2 separate regions of the Homo sapiens genome follow, and region 2 is linked to region 1. Evidence: chromatin loops called from intact Hi-C (ENCODE). Cell type or tissue: heart left ventricle. All regions are shown on one strand.

The links. A loop is a pair of places that touch in the nucleus more often than their neighbours do. Peaks named below come from ENCODE experiments on the same cell type or tissue, not always from the same donor. Only the 100,000 strongest peaks of a DNase experiment are listed, where the experiment ranks them.
Region 2: a loop joins it to region 1, with 3 times the contacts of the local background. A loop is called at or near these places in 19 of 110 quality-filtered maps.

What each region holds. Positions count from the first base shown.
Region 1 is chr10:74,079,951-74,082,450 of GRCh38, reverse strand. All of the region lies in intron 6 of VCL (vinculin), which reads right to left. Among named protein-coding and RNA genes, the nearest start is that of AP3M1, 70 kb to the left of the region's middle. In heart left ventricle, CTCF peaks have their summits at 834 and 1,041 (motif pointing right); no DNase peak of the experiment used is centred here.
Region 2 is chr10:74,011,400-74,013,899 of GRCh38, reverse strand. The region is part of intron 1 of VCL (vinculin); the gene reads right to left. Among named protein-coding and RNA genes, the nearest start is that of VCL, 15 kb to the right of the region's middle. In heart left ventricle, no CTCF peak of the experiment used is centred here; no DNase peak of the experiment used is centred here; H3K27ac peaks cover 115 bases.

The DNA of each region.
Region 1 (2,500 bases):
TTGGGAAGAAATCCCACCATTATTTTCTTTGCAAAAGTTGAGATACCATGATAGAACGTAAGACAGAGAAGAAGTTACAGCATTAACATACATAGCTAAGGTAGTCAGTCCTACGAAGGCCTTAAAAATATTGTCACCACACCACAATTCTCATTTCTGTCAAAATGCAGCATCTTGCATGCAAATATTCAGTTAATTCTACTCTGTTGCTAAACAGAGTGGAATTGGGTTCCCTATTGCTAAAACTGTGAAAACTGGTAAAATTGCTCAAGCCAGAATATGTTTAATGTCTTCAGCAGGAAAAAGCCCTGTTGTCACATGCCTCATTGTCAGCCTTTCCACTAGTCAACATTCATCTACTGCAGCCTTGCCAAAGCCCTTCCCACCTCAGGGAAGCCTCGTTAGTATGTGGTGCCACAAATCACAGTTCTTTTACATCTTGTTTTGAAATGCACACACTGGATGATATTTCACTATATTCAATTAACCTGAAAAACTTGGAATTACTGGTTGGAAGAAACAATTGAAAATGTTAATCTAGCAGTTTAATTTTAATTCTACAAATAAACCCCTCAAAGTAATATAATTTAGAAGTGTTTTCTGACCTTCCCTGCTATTCCTCCTTCTTAGTTCCCTTACTATCCCTCACCTGGAAGAAGATGCAGGATAGAATAAATGGGTCTCAGCTTATTTTTTACAACCAGGATTCACGAGGACTATCAGGAAACTAGCATAAAATCTCCCAGGATACACCAGGAGAAGCTGAAACAACAGACTAATCACTTTAAATGTATTTAAGTATTTCCGTAAATTTTTTTAAACACATAAAAACACAGAGAACAATATAACACCAGCCATCTCTTAAGTCTCTATTTAGCATCTTCAAAGACCATCTATCCTCCTTTTTGCTGTAGGAAACTGACTCTTACAGAGTTAAGCCATCAAAGCACAAAGTTAACCTCTAAAATTCTAGGCAATGTCCTAGCTTCCTTCAGTTTCCAATCCTGCACAACTGGGGTTCTTAAAGGTGTTGCACCACTAGTTTTCCACACGGGGGCACCAGGAGCATCCCCACTTCCAATTCAAAAAAAGATACAGCACTATCACAAATAAGCATTGGCAGCACCCATAGTTAGGCTCAAGGTCCACAACTGTTCCAAAGCCCCCTATTCAAAAGACAGATCTCTCAACTGTCGGAATCCCTCCTTCCCCTTCTAAACAGACACAGATGATTCTCCTGTTGAATCCTTGGCTATCTAAGGCTCTAAATAGCAAATTCTCAGCTATAGCAATGAAAAAGAAGTGAACTAAATTACCAAAAAAATTGAAAACAAAATATTTTTATTATCAAGTTATATGTAACCATGGTAGCTGTCAATAAAAGGCAGAATCATAAGAGGATCTATTTCAAAATCCACTTGTAATTAGAAGAAGATATGTGGTATTTTTAAGTGCTTTGATTCTCAAATGGTTTGAATATCAGCAAATCTCTCCTATCATGTCTTAAATTAATTTGTGCAGAAAACGTTGCCTTCAAAATTAATGCAAAGGTCAACTTTAGCTTAATTCCAAATTAGCAAGGCCTGAATCAATAACTTTTTAAAAGACTTGAGGCCAGGCAACTCCTAACCTCAGAGAACTGGGTAGCCTTCAGGATCTAACACAAGTTATCTAGGCATAGGTTTTCTTTTAATCACAAACTCTTACTTAGGAAGTGTGTGGACATCCTGGAGAATAATTATGTCAATGTAAAAATATTTCACTTAAAACCTGTTAAACCATTTTCCTAACACACTTTTATTTTCAGTGAGAAAAGCAATAGGTATTTATTACATTTCAAAAATCTAAATTCAAAGGGAAACGAAGGTCAGAAATTTTTATGTCTACTCTAACATTAAAGGCTACTAGTTAGGAAACTAAATTCAACTGACATGCATTGAATTTAATATGCATTCCCTGCATGTTAGGTTCTGTTTTAGCTACTTTCCCCCTCCTTACCTCATTGAATCTCAAATTTAAATGTCATTTAAATAATACTACAAATTAAGAAACAGGAACTGACTCCTACAAACCTAATTTGATCTCAGGTTTGTTGACTCCAAACCTCATTGCTTATCAAATGAAACAAGATTTTTTTTTCTTTTACCAAGGAGAGTTGCTAAAGATTCTACTAATCTCCAACAATAGTCAGCAAATCTCTGCCTTGTCAGTTTTGACTTTGGTTAATACTGCAGAGAAAATAAGCTCCAGAAATCAAATTCATAATCTACACTAACAAAAATGACTGCTTTTATTCTCCAATGCCCAAAAATGATTTGAAACACAATGGAAAAAATAGTTTTTGTCTATTCAGCATCCTCAAAAATCATTTCTTTTTTTCTCCTTAATAAAGCTCTAATGGCCAGTACTGCAAGGAAAGAATGTAATTCTCAGGAAGTGAGTAATTTACTGCTCAGTGGGAGGTGTGACACCGTCAAGAAGTTAAAATTAAGAGATGTTC
Region 2 (2,500 bases), 69 kb after region 1:
CAACACTGCCTTTTCATTAGACTAACGTTTAAAATATGACTTAAAATCATGGGAAAATATAGTAATGATAAAATCTAACACTCATAAAGCTCTTAGCTCTGTGTCAGGAATAGTTATAAACATTTTAATGAACTAATTTAACCCACACAACAACAACATTATCAGCCAGGTACTATCTTTACCTTTGTTTTACATAGGAGGATCAAGAGAAATGGAGATTAAATAACTTCCCCAATGTTACCTATCTCGAAGGTGTCAACAATGGGATTTTAAAATAAGGAGTTTAATGCTTAACGATTATACTACTGTACTGCTTCCCAAAATTTTTATCATGTGCTGATTATCATATGCTGATTTATCTAGTATCTATATCTAAAGTGTGACTTTGGTATTTGCTAACTCATACTACCACATTTTGCCAAAGATGGCTATTCTGCTCATTTGCAAAAGATCAAAACTAATAGAGAATTCTACATCCATGTTTATTTTTTTATTCACACTTACATATTCTGTATAATCCTGTGCTGGGCTGTGCAGGATTATCCCCATCTGCACCCCAGGACTCTGTGCCTAAATTTTTTTCACTCAGAGAACACAAATTAGATGGTCCTTTTGCATGCAATGCCCTGTGTTAAGCAATTATTTACAGCTACTTTCCTAATTGGCAGTTAAATTTCACCAAGATTCAACCACAGCCTGATATATATTTCTCCAAAGAAGCTTAAAACAGTTTTTGATCGCAGCAGAAAATGGCCTTCCTATTTGTTTATTGAACAAATACTTTACTCCACAAGGCAAGATCCTACTATATGCCAAGCACTATGATGGATACTAAAAATTCAGAGACAAACACAGCAGAGCCAATATTTGCCCCTGAGGCTCTGGTGGGGAGATATGTTAAACAGTGAATAATCACACAAATAATTAATTACAATTGTGATAAGCATAATAAGGAAAAAATATAGAAAGTACATGATAGAAGGGCCTAACCTAGCTTAGAGGTAGTCAGGGAAAGTGTCCCTGAAAAATGGACATTTACTATGAAAACTGAGAATTAGTAGAAATTATCCAAGTAAAGAACTACAGAAGAGTACATCAGGCAGAAGGAAGGCCAACAGGAAGCACTGTACTTTGGAGGAAACAAAAACCCAGTGAGTTTGGGCAGCCACAAGCAGAAAGCAGCTGAGGCCAATGCTCAAAGGTCTCTTCCTAACTAGGTGGCCCACCATCTCCTCACTCCTCTCATACCATACCAGTCTCGATCTGCTGCTGGCCTACTGTGTGTGTGTCACTCTTCCCCCACGTCCCTACCACTTCACATCTTCTCCATGACTCCAAAGAAGAAAAACCACTGTATTTGTAGTAGTTAACACACAACTCTTTAAGAAGAATAATATAAATTCTGCAACAATTATATTGGTGGAGAGGATGTGAATAAATCTTTTTTATAAGATTATTGATTTCATCTGTGTTTTAGGCAACTTGAGGCCAGAGACCATATCTTATATATCCCAACACCTAGCAATGTGCATAGCTGGAGTTTGACAAGTAACTTTACTATTTGGGGAGAATTGTAGAATGAGAAATTTAAGTGTTGCTGATCTACATTTTTTCTTATGAGATTTACTAGCCTATTCATATACCCTTATCTATTTTAATTGCAAGAATAAAAACATGTTATCCACCTGGTAGATAAAAGATGAGCCAGTTCTCCAGGGATGGAGAGAGGACAAAGAGAAGGCTGGAAACACAAGAAAGCTATATAACAAAGGTCCCTCAACTCTCAACTCTAACAACTGTGCCATTTCTTTCTTCACAGAAAGCTTACTCATGGGAATAACTTAAGCTTATTTCAAAAGAAGGAATGACTTTGACTTGGATGGTGGCCAGCTGTGGTAAGAAGTGCAGTGAAATTCAGCCACTTTCCCCTTAAAAGTCATTCAACTGGAAATTTTATCAGTGGGAAATTCTCTAAGGGCCAAAGACTCTATTTTCTGCAGCTTAACAACATTTGTAAAACATTTCGAGTTCTAAGATTCACCACCTCTCTCCTCTATACACACACCCCACACTTATGCCAATCCAGTGTGCTAACTTCTGATAGAAGTGACATGGAATTTTTTGGAATCTAAAAGTTCAAAATATGTACCCAACACAATATAATATCGTTTATGAATCTTTGTTTCTCTTTGAGACTGTATAAATATTTGGTACATAGCAACATTTGAGGGCAGGAAAAGAGAAACATCATGCCTTCCAGTGGAGGCAAGAGATAATCAGCTATCCTTATTATCATAAAATAACCTAAAATGACTAGCTGGTATATTAAATATCAGAACATAACACACTTAATTGAAGAACTACCATGAGCAGGGGACTATGGTAAACACAGAACCAATAATATGAAGAATAAAACCCACTCCTTGCCCTTCAGAAACCAACAGTCTAAAGGGAGACACCCTAGGAGAGTAGGGAGGAGAGGGGGAAGAAAATTCGATAT